Regions from separate parts of the Homo sapiens genome. Here region 2 is linked to region 1. Evidence: read pairs that join two places in POLR2A ChIA-PET (ENCODE). Cell type or tissue: GM12878. All regions are shown on one strand.

What was found. ChIA-PET counts read pairs that join two places held together with the same protein. Peaks named below come from ENCODE experiments on the same cell type or tissue, not always from the same donor. Only the 100,000 strongest peaks of a DNase experiment are listed, where the experiment ranks them.
Region 2: POLR2A ChIA-PET joins it to region 1 with 5 read pairs; 4 of 35 experiments call an interaction of 5 or more read pairs at or near these places.

What each region holds. Positions count from the first base shown.
Region 1 is chr3:61,578,366-61,586,365 of GRCh38, forward strand. All of the region lies in intron 1 of PTPRG (protein tyrosine phosphatase receptor type G), which reads left to right. Among named protein-coding and RNA genes, the nearest start is that of PTPRG, 21 kb to the left of the region's middle. In GM12878, no CTCF peak of the experiment used is centred here; a DNase peak (open chromatin) is centred at 3,125.
Region 2 is chr3:61,640,860-61,648,859 of GRCh38, forward strand. The region is part of intron 1 of PTPRG (protein tyrosine phosphatase receptor type G); the gene reads left to right. Among named protein-coding and RNA genes, the nearest start is that of PTPRG, 83 kb to the left of the region's middle. In GM12878, no CTCF peak of the experiment used is centred here; no DNase peak of the experiment used is centred here.

The DNA.
Region 1 (8,000 bases):
CATGTATTTCATGAATAGCCAAGCTCATTTAGGATCCAAGCTGTGGACTCCAGGGTATTACCAGTGGTCCAGGCTTTAATACAGCTGTGGATTTATTTGACCAGTTGGATTGGGTGGTGGTCTCTGCATCTGAGTAGTGTAGAGACATCCAAAATCCCCTCTTGGGATGTTTGGTTCCTTTCTCCAACAGAATGCTAAAATGGGTGGCTTTTCCAAGTAAGGTGAATATTCTCTACTCTCCAGCCTGCTACTTAATTTGGAAATTAAAATGTGGAGAATGTGAGAGGCAGACAGGACATACCCATCTGAGAAAACAGTTAGGTCTGCCCAGAAGGGCTTCTAGCTTGGATCCCATTGAGTCCATGTGCATCCACAGGCCAAGGAAATGGGCAGTGGTGGCTAATGGCTAGGGAGGGATGCAAAGGCACAGCTGGGAAAACCCCATCCCTGTTTAATTGTTTTTGAGGTTCCCCCGATGGAAATACTTCCTTCCCAGGGAATGTTTGGCAGGGTGGACACATGCCCTTTGTTTGGTGCAGGTGATAAGAATCTGGGTTTCAGTGGTAAGTTCTTTTACGAGGGATAAACAAGGATGTTAAAGTCTTGCAGTTAGTGTGTTGAAGGGGCGCTGGAGGATCCTCAGGCCCCATCTCGAGCCTTGGAAACTCAGGGGAGGGCTTCTGAGAGCAGCCTGTGAGTGTCCACATGGGAGTGGGAACAAAAAGAGTTCCCTGAGGACTAGCTAATACCCTCCAGCAGAGCCAGACTTCAGAGTGACTCTGAAAGAGACTAGTCCTTCAGACCTTTCTGTTCACACGGAACTTTGGCCAAGTTATCTCTTGCTACGTTATCAAGGCAAACCCTTTCTAGGGAGTGCTGTGATCACCTGCATCTGCCTCTAGCGACAGCTCCCTCTCCCCGTGTCCCTTCATGGGGTCTGGGAGTTTTACTCTTGTGTAGTATTTTCCACTGAAAGCCCCAAGGGAAGAACATCTCCTTCACCAGGGGTGAGGGAGGGCATCCTGAAATTCTGCTGCTATTCCGACACGTGTTTTTTACAATGTGGCTAACACAAACCATTTTTTGAGCACCTACTGTGAGCATGAGCTGGTAAAATAAAATAACTTCATCTTAGGGGCTGGACACACTTTATCTGTAATTCATCCTTGCATTTTCCAGGTGTAAAAGTTGAGGTTTTGCTAAGTTAAGAAATTTGCCCTGTATCACGTAACTTGGAAAGCGGCGAAAGCCAGGCTTCTGACTCCAAAGCCAGTGCTCTTCTTTCTAACAGTGTGGTGTTTCTGTTCATACATGGATACCATCTACGCGCAGCTTGTGAATTGCACTTATTGGATTGAATTTTGGGTACTTTAAGAGCTGAGTTCTGAAAAGGAGAAAGGCCAGGTGAGCGAGGACAGAAGGCTAACTTAGACTGATATCTTCATTTTCTGGCACTTGGCCACTGTAGGGATACATGGAGTAGGGTGAAGTCTTTGTATACACAGCTGACCCTCGAACAACATGGGTTTGAACTGTGTGGGTCCACTTATACATGGATTTTTTCTTCAATAAATGTCTTAGAAGATTTTTTGGAGATTTGTGACAATTTTTAAAAAATCACACATCAACCATGTAGCTGAGAAATATTGAAAAAAATAAAAAATATGTCATAAATGCATAAGATGCATGTAGATACTAGTCTGTTAATGTGTTAACTGATGGTTTATGTTATTAGTAAGGCTTGTGGTCAACAGTAGGCTATTAGTAAAGCTCCTGGGGAGTCCAGAGTTGTACTCTGAGCCAGGCACGGTGGAACCTGTAATCCCAGCTACTCTGGAGGCTGAGGCAGGAGGATTGTCGGAGCCCAGGAGTTTGCAGCCAGTCTGGGCAACATGGCGAGACCCTATCTCAAACAAACAAAATTAAAAAACAAACAACAGTTATACTCAGATTTTCGACCGTGCAGGAGTCAATACCCTTAACCCTTGAGTCGTTCAAGGGTCAACTCTATTCTGATTTTTTTTTTTTTTTTTTGAGACGGAGTCTTGCTCTGTCTCCAGGCTGGAATGTAGTGGCGTGATCTCAGCTCACTGCAACCTCTGCCTCCCAGGTTCAAGAGATTCTCCTGCCTCAGCTAATTTTTGTATTTTTAGTAGAGACGGCGTTTCACCATGTGGGCCAGGATGGTGTCCATCTCTTGACCTTGTGATGTGCCCGCCTCAGCCTCCTAAAGTGCTGGGATTATAGGCGTGAGCCAATGCGCCCGGCCATCTGATTTATGGTTGATAAAATACTATAATGTATTTTAAACTTAGTAAGTGTTACATATGTTAATAAAAGTAAGGGAAAAAAACCTAACTGGGTAAGTGTGTTTTATTCCTGTGGCTAAGAATAAAATAAAAGGACTTAACGATTATTATTTTCTTTTGGCTGCAGAAACCCTTCAGTAGATCTTCTTAAGTTACCTTGGGTAACAGGATATAATTATACCCTTGGTCTGCAGAGGGCATGTTAGCAAGGTACTGTGTGATTTGTACTGGTTTCTGGAGGTTTTGGAGTAGTTACAGGGAAGTAATGTCTTGATGGAGAGAAAATATTTGTGTTTCCCTCATTGGCATGTTAGTCCTAGAGCATAGCAGACATGCCTTCTTGCTTTCTGACTTTTCAAAGCCTGGGCTTGGTCCATTCTGATGTTTTTCTCAATGGTATTTTTTTGTACCCATCTATAGCCAAGGAAGCAGCCATGTAGCCAGGGATGAATTTTAAACTTCTCTGGAGGTGGATACTCCTTGAATAATGAATCCCATCTCACTGTGCTCTCAGTTAGTTCTAGCCTGGAGGAGGCGTTGTAAATCTAGTCGTTAATTCCCCCAGAGAAAGTTGCCAGGGTTTGTTTTTGTCTTTCTTTCATGCCACACCTGTTAATTAGTTCCAGACACTAGCTAATCAGACTCAAGTGTAAAAGCTCTGGGGTAAGAAGGAAGGTCAAATCAGCGGTCTTTCTCCACACACAACAGAAGCCCTGGTTTTAGTAGCAAGGTTTCATGGCATCCTTTTCCCCACCTTAGTTCCCTGACTCTGCATTTGATTCATTTCTGAGTGCAGGCTGTGCGTAGCTCTGGGGCTTTTTGTCTTCTGTGGTGTTAGGTTTGTGCTTCTCAGTTTTAGAGCGTGTGGCCACGAGAATGTGAGAGGGGGAGCAGGGCAGAGTTAATGAGAGAACCCATGGTTGCTTCTTTTTTTCTTTTTTTTTTTTTTTTTTATGAGACAGTCTCGCTCTGTCCCCCAGGCTGGAGCGCAGTGGCACAATCTCGGCTCCCTGCAACCTCTGCTTCCCAGGTTCAAGTGATTCTCATGCCTCAGTCTCCCAAGTAGCTGGAATTAGAGGCACGCGCCACCACGCCCAGCTAATTTTTATATTTTTAGTAGAGACAGGATTCCACCACGTTGGCCAGGCTGGTCTCGAACTCCTGACCTTAAGTGATCTGCTCACCTCAGCCTCCCAAAATGCTGGGATTACAGGTATGAGCCTGTACCTGGCATATAGGTCCTTCTTTATCTTGGCATGTACTGTACTCTTATTTTATTTTGTTTTGTTTTATTTTTATTTTTATTTTTTTGAGACAGAGTCTTGCTCTAACACCCAGGCTGGAGTGCAGTGGCGTGATCTCCCCTCATTGCAACCTCCCCCTACTGGGCTCAAGCCATCCTCCCATCTCAGCCTCCCGCATAACTGGTACTACAGACGTGTACCACCATGCCCGGCTGATTTCTGTATTTTTTGTAGAGACAGGGTTTTGCCATGTTGCCCAGGCCGGTCTCAAACTCCTGGTCTCAAGTGATCCACTCGCCTTGGCCTCTCAAAGTGCTGGGATTACAGGGTGTGAGCCACTGCACCTGGCCCTTATTTTGTTTTATTTATTAATTTTTTGGTGCTGGGAATGCTGAGTATATCATATATTCATACATGTCATTATATCTAAATGATAAAAATCACAAGAGTAGCAACCACATGTAGCCAAAGTGGAAAGCTGTCCAGTACATTCTTTTTCGTCCTGGCACAACTCTGAGATTGATGCTGTTTCTCTAGGGGGGAATGGGGACAGCATGAGATAGAACAATTTATCCGAAGTGGCGAGTGCAGCCAGGACGTAGCCTGATAGGAACCCAGAAGCCTTTGCCTATGTTTGATAAGAGTGGAATTCATGTTAACTTTAACCATGTATTCTGTGTTTGTTGGGATGCTGTGAAGGGAAGGATGACCAGGCTCACTCTTGGGTCCAGCTGTTGACTTCTGGACCTTCCTGTTTCCAGGCTGTAGATACAGAAATGAATGCCTGAGATGTCCAGTGGGACGTTATGATTTTTAACTATTAGGGAGTTTCCTCTTGTACATTATTGCAAGGAAGATAATGGATTCAAGTCAACTGTTAGTGGAAACGCCATGTGTTAGCACTTTGCTTCGGGTTTTGGGGGTTCAAAAAATGTGTGCAAAAAGTCCCTAAAGCAATGTGTTGCAGTGTAAGACTGAAGCTAATAACATGCTGAAATACTGATTCAGATCCCAAGTGTTCAGGAGCGATAGAATAATGAGATAAGATACCTTCCTACGGGTATCCTGGCTGGTATTTTATGTACACAATGAAGTGAACACAAAGTGAACAGAGGCAATAATGAGCATACGGTGGTTGACCATGAGGCAAATGGGCTTATTCCTAGAGATGAATCATGCATGTCTGGGACTTGGACCCATATCTGCCTTGTATCTTAGGTGCTTCCTCATGGTATAAAGCCATTAGTGACTGCTAGCTGGCAGATGGGCCCTGCAGAGATTTGAGAGGCTTGGGAGCCAATGTTGATACGCATGGGAGCCAATGCTGGATGCATTGACTGGCCCCTGAACGCAAGGCTGAGGCATTGTCCATGGAGACTGAGCACAGGGAAGGGCTCAGTGGCTTCCTTACAGTGGTCTTGTAAACTATAGTGTCTCTGTGCTTGCTGGTCATGGACTAGCTTTGTGTCCTCAGGCCCCAGTACATCTATAAGATGGGATGATGATCCCTGTCTCATAGAGCTGATGGAAGAATTGGATGCGGATGTAAGTAAAGCACTGGTCCCTAGCAAACACATGATTATTGTTGTTTTTATTGTACTGCTATTATTTTTGCCTGCCTAGCATCTCTTTTAACATTCTTTGCTAATAGGACCTTTGCTACTCTTTGGGTATTGATCTCCTCTCCTCTCTGTGTTCTTGATGGGATCATCTGCTGATTAAGGAGCTCTGTCCACACCTTTTTGAGGGTGGTAAAAAACTCAGGCTGGGCTCGATACACCTTTTCTCCCTAGAATTGGCATCTTGAGCCACGTGACATGAAGACATCCTCATCTTTCTCAATTCCTGCTCCCTGAAGCTCAGAGCCACTCTGATCCTTGCCCTTTCAAAGCTGGATTGTTTGGTTCTTGGTTGGTGTCTCTGAGATGTCCAAGGTTCTCTCAATACATTCTTTTAATGCCTACGTTAACCAAGGGTTGATTTGGGTCATTTTCAATCAAAGGGCACCAATATCAGCTGGAAGTACACAGAAGGATAGATAACTAGATGTGTTGAGAAGGACAGGAACCTTCTCCCCTGCCTGCCAAAAATAATCCTTTAATAGTGGTTTCATTTCTTTGTTTGGTTTTTCGAGTTCATTCATTTTGAGCTTTTTATCTTCGGGAATCTGAGGACTTTTATTTTGGTGCTAGGGACAGCCTCTCTGGAGGAGACATGCTGATAACACTTAGCCTTAACTGCTTCTCTTGATTTTATTTGTAAATTAGAATCCTAAGGATCTGTAAGGAAATGAGTAAAACTTAATTGTACAACATTTAGAGCCTGAATTAAAAATAATAATAAAAAGAGTCTATAATGGTAAGAGGCCCTGGAGGATGAGATGAATGCTGAGCTGTGTGTCTGGGCATGTATTTTGTCCACACCTAATCCTTTCTGTCATGTTTTAACTACTCCTTAGAGTGGAGGTCAGCAGTGTCTGATTACCTCCAGAGTTCCTCTCTCTTATCGTATCTTGTCCCTCGCTCCATTTCCTTTTCTGGCATTATTGGACAGCAAGTGTTACAACTTAAAATCAATACGAAGCAATTTCATTTGTTTATAACTATGAAGATGAGCGCTTCCAGCAGAGCACTGTACTTTCAAGTAAAGTTTAGGTTTTTTTTTTTTTTTCTACTTTTTCTGTCTGGTGCCCAAAATGCATTAATTTTTCATTGTACGAGTTTGCTTATGTTATCCCGCTTTGATCTAAGGCCTTGTTACCATCATCATCTCTTTAAAACTGGGATTGTTGGCATCTGAATCATTTTTGTGTTTTGTAGGTCCTTAGTAATCACAGCTCCATTGAGTTTGTCCAGCCCTCACACGGAATCTTATTAAAAATGCAGCATCTCTGCCTGCCCCAGACCAATGGAATCAGAATTTGTGTTTCAGCAAGATCGCCAGGTGACTTGGTACATGTTGGAGTTTGAAGACTGCTCTGTGTTTGAATGGGATGTCATTCTAATCTCCACGTTTCTTCATAAATTTTTCACTAATTATTGAAGTATAGCAAATGTTCGTTACAGAAAATAGGGGAATTCAGCTGGGTGTGGTGGTTCACGCCTGTAATCCCAGCACTTTGGGAGGCTGAGGTGGGCAGATTGCTTGAGCTCAGGAGTTCCAGACCAGCCTGGCCAACATGGCAAAACCCCATCTGTATTAAAAATACAAAAATTAGCCTGGTCTGATGTCTGGCACCTGTAGTCCCAGCTACTTGGGAGGCTGAGGCAGGAGGATCACTTGAACCTGGGAGGCAGAGGTAGCAGTGAGCCAAGATTGCGCCACTGCACTCCAGCCTGGGCAACAGAGGGAGACCCTGTCTCAAAAAAAAAAAAAAAAAAGAAAAAGGAAGAAAAGAAAATAGGGGAATAATTCATATAGGTACGTGGAGGAAAATGGCAATCTTCTGTAAATCATCTGTAACCTCAACACGCAGTCTTATGACTTGCCATTTGGTACTATAGCCATTGGGTGGGTTGTTGATTCATTCTAAAAAACAATATTAGAGGCTGGTGTGGTGGCTCCCACCTAAATCCCAGCACTTTGGGAGGCTGAGGAGGGCGGATTGCTTGAGCTCAGGTGTTGGACACCAGCCTGGGCAACATGGCAAAACCCTGTCTCTACAAAAAAAGTACAAAAATTAGCCAGGTGTGGTTCCGTGTGCCTATAGTCCCAGCTACTTGGGAGGCTGAGGTGGGAGGATGGCTTCAGCCCAGGAGGCAAAGGTTGCAGGGAGCTGAGATGGTGCCACCACACTCCAGCCTGGGCAACAGAGCCAGACCGTGTCTCAAAAGAAAACAATATTAGGACAATATTGCAAATATTAAAACATCTTTTATTCAGCATGCAGTTTGATTCTTAGGAGATGAATGATGAAGATCCAAGTTCTGTTTTGGTCAGTGGCACAAAATTCTTGAAGAAACCTTCTTTTCTCTCAAACCTGTTTCATTTGTTGGGGACCTACTGTGTGCCAGGTGCTGCTGCCTACCTTGGGGAACCGTCTAGTTGGTAATCACAGTGGAATATGAAAAGACACTGATTGGGCTATTGGATTATAACATGAATTTTTAGTGAAGCCTCTGGACGGTTGAGACAAAGGAAATTATTAATGCATTTTGTTTTCTGCTTTTTCTTTTTTATTTTTTGCCTTGTTTTGCTAGTATGGATTTTGATTTAATTGCTACTTTAATTGCTTTCATTGGGTGATAGATTCCTCTGATTGAGTAGACCTTTTCCATCCCCAAATATCTAGGAGTTGAAACTTAAGGTCAGGAAGGACAAGTTCTTCAGTGGGAAATAAAAAAAAAAAAGGTGGTTGTCTTGGCAGCGGAAGCTTGCTAATTACACTGCCAGTTGTAGTATCTATTTATGATGGAGGCACTGGGGACCCAATTAGCAGGTCATTTTC
Region 2 (8,000 bases), 62 kb after region 1:
TAGAGTTTCTTTTCTCTTCCCTCAGTGTTTTAAGTGGGAAGGTGTTTGCCCATCAGAAGAGAAACTGTTGGATTGCATGGTGCCCCTTGCTGTTTGAGGTGCCTCTGAGGAACTTGGTGTGGAGATAGGAGGAGATCAGGAGAAGATTCTTCGAGCTTCGGCTAGAAGATGTCCAGGCAGGTTATCTTCTAACTACATGCAACTAGAGGCATATTTACAGAGAATAATCTGAAGCTTGACTCTTTGATCATCAACTCCTTGGAGTAGCCTGTTAGCTCTTAAATACTCTCAGTTCTAGTGAAACAAATAAAATTCCTACCTCCCCCTCCACCGTTCCTTCCTCCTCCTCTCTCCAGATTTCCTCCCCCTCCCTCCCTGAAATATATATAGAATACCCACCATCAAGCATTGTTCTTGGCTCTGGGGATGCAGCAGTGAATGGAAACAGATGAAGTCCCTGTCCTTATGGGATGTTTCTATTGGGGAACAAAGTGGAAATCTCGGGAGGGCAAGACGCCCAGCACATGGTTATCCTGTGGACTGCAGGAATAGTGAGTAGTTTGTTAAGCAATAATTATTTTTATTAACTTGGGGGAGAGAAAGTTTTCACATGTGTATTTCTCCTTGCCTTCTCTCCATGCCACCCATTTTACTGATATGTTTTTAAGGAAGAATCACCGAGTTAGTTCTGACTCTCATTTAGGTAAATGTTTCCAATTCATTTAAGGTTATCGGCTTTTGTGTTTTGTCCCACTACAGATGGGCTTGCGGTTCTGTTTAAAAGATGGGTCATCATTACATATATAGAAACCTAATCCAGGTTTAGTAGTGTCAACAGATGTCTTCATGAAATCTGATTTTAAAAAATCAATTTCTGTGGTTGATTTGGAAGGAGTGGGCCCAAATCTAGAAGCACGGACATGGGCTATCATTTCAGTGCCTTTTAGAAAAATTGCAAAGCAGGAAGTAAACCTTGCTTGCTGAGGTTTAAGGATGGATGGGTCTAATTTTGTTTTGCATTTATATTTAATGGCCTGGGTGCCTTTCCTGTGGGCTGGTGCACATTTAGCTAATGAATGCCTTCTGAGGAGACCTTGTTGGTTATATGGAGGGCACCCCCCAGCCTCCTCATCTGGAAGCCCAGAGAGAAACCTGGTGCCGTTGCCCGCAAGGCCGCTGCAGGGCTCACCTGCAGAGTTGTTTTTGTGTTGCCCACTCGCCTGGATTGTTAGTTTGTAAAAATCAAAGGACTAAGGCAGAAGCCCTGATGCTGACCCCGAGTTATTAAATTGGTTCCTCTGGCCATTTTTCTCAGCCACAGAGCTGCCCACTAGCCACGGGCCCTGACCCCGGGCTGTGGCGTATGCCTCTCTCTCCTTGGGGCCGTCAGCCTTGCAGTTTGTAAAGCCATCATTCAGTTGAGTTCAGGCTGTTGGTTCTATTTTTCTCAAGTACAGTTTGTTATTTTGCTCTGCTTTGCTGCTCATATGCGAGGACCTTTCTTGGCCAGCCTCTTGAGATCTTCTGTTCTGGTGATAGATGCTTGATTCAGGTTTGGAGAGCAGCTTAGTGTCCTCAGATAATTCTGGGAAAGCAACTGAAGAGTGATCTGGTTCTACAAGCTGGTGACTGGACCCACAATACCCAGAAGAGGTCTGCATTTTGCCCCTGGCACCGCAGAGTGAAAGGGAGGCCAGAGTTCTCTGCAGACTCCACCTGTTCTCCTTACTGCCCTTTGTAGTGAATGGACATTGACTCAAGTTTGTCTATCTACACTCTTTGGGGAGCCCCTTAAAACCCGGATTTGACTTGGAAATGAAGCTTTTGGTTATGGCTTCTGATCATGCTATATGTGGTAGAAGCTTAGTGTCTGTATTTTTAAAATTCAGACTGGCTTTTAATACTGGGTAACTAAGTCATAGATGAGGGGAAGTTGATGGAGTGATGGAAATAGACAATTGCCATTTTGCAGCCCATCAATGAATTGATGGATCTGGGCATGAGACATCGACACTTGGTAATATCCTCCAGAGACAATAAGCTGTTGTTTGCCCCTGACAGTAGAATACTTTACCTCCAAGGAAGTAGTCTTATAAAAACAAATACAGCTGATCTGTTCAAGTAACAATTTACAGTAACTACAGAGGACACGAAAACATGGTAAAACAATGTTGTTAGGGATACCATTGGCCTATTCCAGACTGACCAAAGGTCTGCTTTCTTTAACAAATAAATTACAAGAAAGGAAAAAATGATGGAATGGAAAACCTACAGATTAAAGAATTTGAGACATATCCATGAAAGTCTGTAGTCTCAGCTACCTGGGCGGCTGAAAAGGGAAGATTGCTTGACCCCACAAGTTCATTTCTAGCCTGGGAAACATAGCAAGACCCCATCTGGGGAGAGAGAGAGAGAGAAAGAGAGAGAGAGAGAGACAGAGACAGACAGACAGAGACAGACATACCAACTGATCTCCATATGTACCTTATTTAGATCCCAATTCAAATGAATTAACTAGTAAAATCTGGGCATTTGGAGATTTGAACCCTGATTGGAAATGGGGCAAAATTAGGGGAGAGTTGTTAAATTTTTCTAGGTCCAATAATAACTTTGTGTTTTTATTTTAAAAGCACCTATTGGCTGGGCGCGGTGGCTCATGCCTGTAATGCCAGCACTTTGGGAGGCCGAGGCGGTGAATCACTTGAGGTCAGGAGTTCGAGACCAGCCTGGCCAACATGATGAAACCCCCATCTCTACTAAAAATACAAAAATTAGCTGGGAATGGTGGCGCACGCCTGTAATCCCAGACAGGAGAATTGCTCTAACCAGGGAGGTAGAGGTTGCAGGTGAGCTGAAATTGCACCAGTGCACTCCAGCCTGGGTAACAGAATGAGACTCTGTCTCAAAAAAAAAAACAAAAAAGCACCCACTGTAACACAGTGAATGTATATAGAGGACAGTCAGCAAATGCTTATTGAATGGTCAGTTTGATGATATAATATTTAAGTTTAATTGGATTCTTATAGATGAACTAGGATACCCTTTTCATTCTGAGTTGACCATTTGCACCTTGTAGGAAGGAACAGGTGAGGCTTCCAAGTTTGTCCTCCTTCCTGCTCTGTGGAACCAAATCCATTATGTACACAGCCCCTACCCTAACAGAGACGATCACAATCACATTTAAATTATACAGTGCACCTACAGAGTTTCAGCAGATGTGTGAATATTAAGTTATTAATAACTAATTGGGTGCTAATTATGTGCCCTGGAGTTCTTGGAGTGATAAAGAAGTGTCACCTACTGTGTCAGGCCTCTGTCTTTTCAGCTTTGGAAAATCATTTTTGGCAGATGTGCCAAAGTTAACTTTGGAGCTTTAGGTTTTGAATATCATTTCTCACAAGTCTTATTTTATTTTTTTATGCCTTGTGAAAACTTACTGTGAAACTGATGTGACTTCCCATAAGTAAAAATTGCATGTACCGTTTTCCAAAGAGGGGGTGGCCTGTGTGTGATGATAGTGTTTCATCTCTCGGGAGATGGAAGAACTAACATTAATCCCAGGGGAGAATTTAAAGCTGCTCAAGGGAATTCAGAAGTGATTCTGAAGCCCAGTGGGTTTTTGGTATATTTTGGGAGATAACTGGTTTGGAAGGGCTTTGAACTTGGATCTTGCAAGTCTTAGCTCCATCACTAAGGATACGCATCTCGTATTTGTGCACACACGCCCCCACTGCCCCCTTTTTGTTCCATCTCTATCCGAAATAGGACTAGTTTGGCTTTTGTTAACTGGAAGAAATCATTGAGTTAGAAAGCCTGGATACCAGGTTAGGATACTAGGAATGTGATCCATGGTTTCTAAGATTTATAGAATCCTGTTAAATTTAGAAGAAGGGTTTTAATGAGATAATCATTGAAAGGCTACACTCTCCCCTTTCTGTCTCTAGTTGCTTGTAAGCTTTAGATTGCTGGAACTTTGTGCCTCCTATTTGGAACAGGCAATACACTCATTTGTCTTAAAGTCAAATCCAACAAGAAAAGAAGGTGTTGCTTTATGGTCGACATAACCCATTTGCTGCTGGAAAGTTGTTAGGACATTAGAGCTGCTTGGTTTGCTTTGTCTTTTAAAATTAGCTTCATAAATGCACACAATTGAAGAGGCTCCTGATCTTGGATATTGCTTTTCCTTCTCCCACTAAGAACATTAAAAAAATCTCAGTATTTCCAACCCAGGGTTAAAAATATAATATAAAAGGTAGAAGGGAAAACTGAAGATGAAAGTAAACAAATAGAAGGCCAGAGTTACCAAATATTGACAATGATTAACACCTGTTTGTTACTGGTCAAGCTGGCCAAAAACCCAGTGTTTGCATTTAGCCACAGAAAATAAAAGCTCTCCCAGTTGGGTTGTGATTAATAGCTTTGTCCACACCCCGCATTCCTTTTCTATGCTGTGTGTTTGCCCACCTGTTGTTTGGAACTCCTTTCTAGGTTTTGGCCTTAACTGATAGATGATTCCTGGTGGGATCCAGAGACTGTCTGAGGTTCAGGTTTCCAGCCTCCCTTGCAGCTAGTGTGTGGGCATGTGACCCGGGCTCCACCAATCACATGCATCTGTCCCAGACTTTGGATTTACTGCTAGTTTTGCCAACACAGACAGAAGAAAAGACATTTTGCCAGTTGCTACAACATCCTGTTGACAAGAATAGCAGTGGTGGTAGAGAAGCCTCGTTGCCTTAACGGGGCTAGTTCCTGAGCTCCATTATCTAGCCCACGGGTTGGCAAATTTTTTCTCTAAAGGGCCTGATAGTAGATGCTTTAGATCCTATGGACCATACAATCTTTGTTGGAATTATTGATCTTTGTTGTGGTGTTGTGAAAGCAGCCATAGACAATATGTGAGCAAATGAGCATGGATGTGTTCCAGCAAAACTTTATGTACAATAACAGGCAGTTGCCTGATTTGACTGTAGTTTGCCAATACCAGATCTAGCCTAACCAGTGATCCTGGGAGCTGAGCTACCCAAAACTTTCAGTAAATTCTGTTTCTTAGATCAGGTAGACTTGGTTTATTTTCCTTGCCACTAGGGTATTCATTCCTATTTCCAGACTTCATAATCTAACTTACTATGTGCAGAGGCCATAAAATCTTACCTGCTTTATACAGACACAAATAAGGACTCCTCCATTCAGAGAGAGTAACTCTTTTGGATAAAATATGGTTTGTTTTTGATTCTCTGCAGTAGATCATCTTTTTTTATTTTTTTGAGATGGGGTCTCACTCTGTCACCCAGGCTGGAGTGCAGTGGCGCAGTCTTGGCTCACTGCCACCTCCACCTCCTGAACTGAAGCAATCCTCCCACCTCAGCCTCCAGAGTAGCTGGGACCATGGGTCCCACCACGCCACCACGCTTGGCTAATTTTGTGTATTTTTGGTAGAGAAGAGGTTTTGCCATGTTGTCCAGGCTGGTCTCGAACTTCTGAGCTCAAGTGATAACGCCTGCCTTGGCCTCCCAAAGTCCTGGGATCAAAGGCATGAGCCACCGCTCCTGGCCAGATCATCTAATTCTTAATTGAACTGCCTTCTTTGTCCAAAACTCTTCTGGAATTACACATCTAGAAATGCTCCCATTCAAAACATTATTCCCCTAGAGGAGTTCTTTGTACCCTTTCCCCAGCCTCCCCCAATGATGCATTCTATATACTTATAGTGTAATATCAAAACCAAGAAACTGACATTATCAATTCACAGACTTTATTCAGATTTCACCAGTTTAACATGCACTTATTTGTATTTACTCAGTGGTGTTTGTGGTGTGTATGTGTATGTATAGTTTTATGCATTTTTTTCATATGTGTAGATTTGTGTGACCAGCATCACAATCTAGATACAGGACAGTTCCATCACTGCAAAGATCTCATATGCTACCCCTTGATAGCCACCCCCACATCCCTAACCTCTAGCAATTACTAACCCATTGTTATTTCGAGAATGTCATTATATAAAGGAAATCATACGGTACATAACCTTTTGGTGCTGGCTTGCTTTACTCAGTGTAGCTCCCCAGACCCATCCAAGTTGTTTGTTCCTTTTTATTCCTGAGCAGTATTCCATGGTAGGGATGTGGCAGTTTGTTTATCCGTTCATCTGTTGAAGAACATCTGGGCTTTTCCTAGTTTGGGGCTATTACAAATAAAGCTGCTTATGAACATTTGTGTACATAGTTTTTGAGTGAACCTAAGTTTTTATTTCTCTGAGATAAATGCTCAAGGGTGCCATTGCTGGGTCGTATAGTAAGTACATATTTAGTTTTATGGGAAACTGCCAGACTATTCTCCTTTACTAAGCACGTGATAACTGGAATTGGCAGTGTTTGAACAGCTCTTCCTGTCTTTCATTTTACCGTCTTTCACACCATTATCTGGATTAATTTTTAAACAAAAGAGGAATTGCAGTTTTCTTACATGCCAGATATTATACTAAGCACCATACACATACTATCTAATTTAAGCCTCATAACAACTCCCCAAAGGAGGGTCAATACCATTGTTTCTCTAAAGAAGGAAACTGAGCCACATGGTATGTGCGATTAATGAGCTAGATGATCCTGTAATTGTTCAGGTTCATCCAGCTCATTAAAAGTTATCAATTGGCCGGGCACAGTGGCTCACGCCTGTAATCCCAGCACTTTGGGAGGCCGAGGCGGGCGGATCACGAAGTCAGGAGATCGAGACCATCCTGGCTAACACAGTGAAACCCCGTCTCCACTAAAAAATACAAAAAAATTAGCCGGGCGTGGTGGCAGGCACCTGTAGTCCCAGCTACTTGGGAGGCTGAGGCAGAAGAATGGTGTGAACCTGGGAGGCGGAGCTTGCAGTGAGCTGAGATCACACCACTGCACTCCAGCCTGGGTGACAGAGTGAGACTCCGTCTCAAAAAAAAAAAAAAAAAAAAGAGTTAGCAATTCAAACTCTGACCTTGGAGCTGGTGCTGCTTTTCTGAAACCACTGAATGTTTGGTGCCCTTGATGCCTTGAGATGTTCCCTTACGAAGTGTCCTGATTGTGATTGCGGCCTGTGAGGCCCGTTATGGCTTGTCTATCTACTGACACTCCCTTGTACCCATCCGTGAATCCTCTGTCCTCTTGGGTTTTATTTTTCTGTCTTGCTTTTGATATGCCTGAAGCCCAAGACAGGCTGCAACTTCATGATAAGTGGAGGCTTCATGTTTGATTAAACCAGTCCTATGCATTGTCACCTGAGAATATCCTGACAGTGGAATTAGTAAAGGAGACTACTGCAGGGTGTTGTGGACCCCCATGGTGATGAAGACACTCTGAGATTAAAATAACATATTAGGAGATTCGTTAACATAGTTGTCCATTCGTTACCCAGGCAATCCTTGTTTCATTCATAAGGTCTCATGACTGCATCTTAGTTGGACTTAGCAGCACCTAACTTCTGCGGATTCCCTGGCATCCCTCCAGGACCCCATTCTTTCCTGCCTTGAATGCCTTCCTGTGTTTCACACATAGGCACCAAGGATCCAGGTGGAAGACACCTAGCTTGCTCCTACCAGGCTACACATTTTCACCCGAGGGGAAATGAAAACTGGGCAGCAAAAGAGAGGTTTTCTTTTGGAATTACACATCTTGAAATACCTCAGTTCCTCTGTCCTGAGACAAAGGCATTTCATTTTTTGTTGGCAGCTAAATGCAGGGTGTTTGAGTGGGGTGACCCCAGGCTGATGCACCAAGGGAACGTCTAATGCCTGCACTTCCCAGGCTTTCTGCTGCAGAACACACACTCATTTGGCTGCCATCTGTAATACAGTCAGAGAGAGAGGGCAGACATTTTTCTATTAGGTTCTATTACCTTGTATTGGAAGAATAATGGCATGTTGCTTGAATGTTTCCCAAGAGAATGTTTTCTGTGCTCCGTGTATATTTCAAACTCCAAATAAGAAAAGTAATGAGGGTTGGGGGCTGCTGGTGAGGCAATCT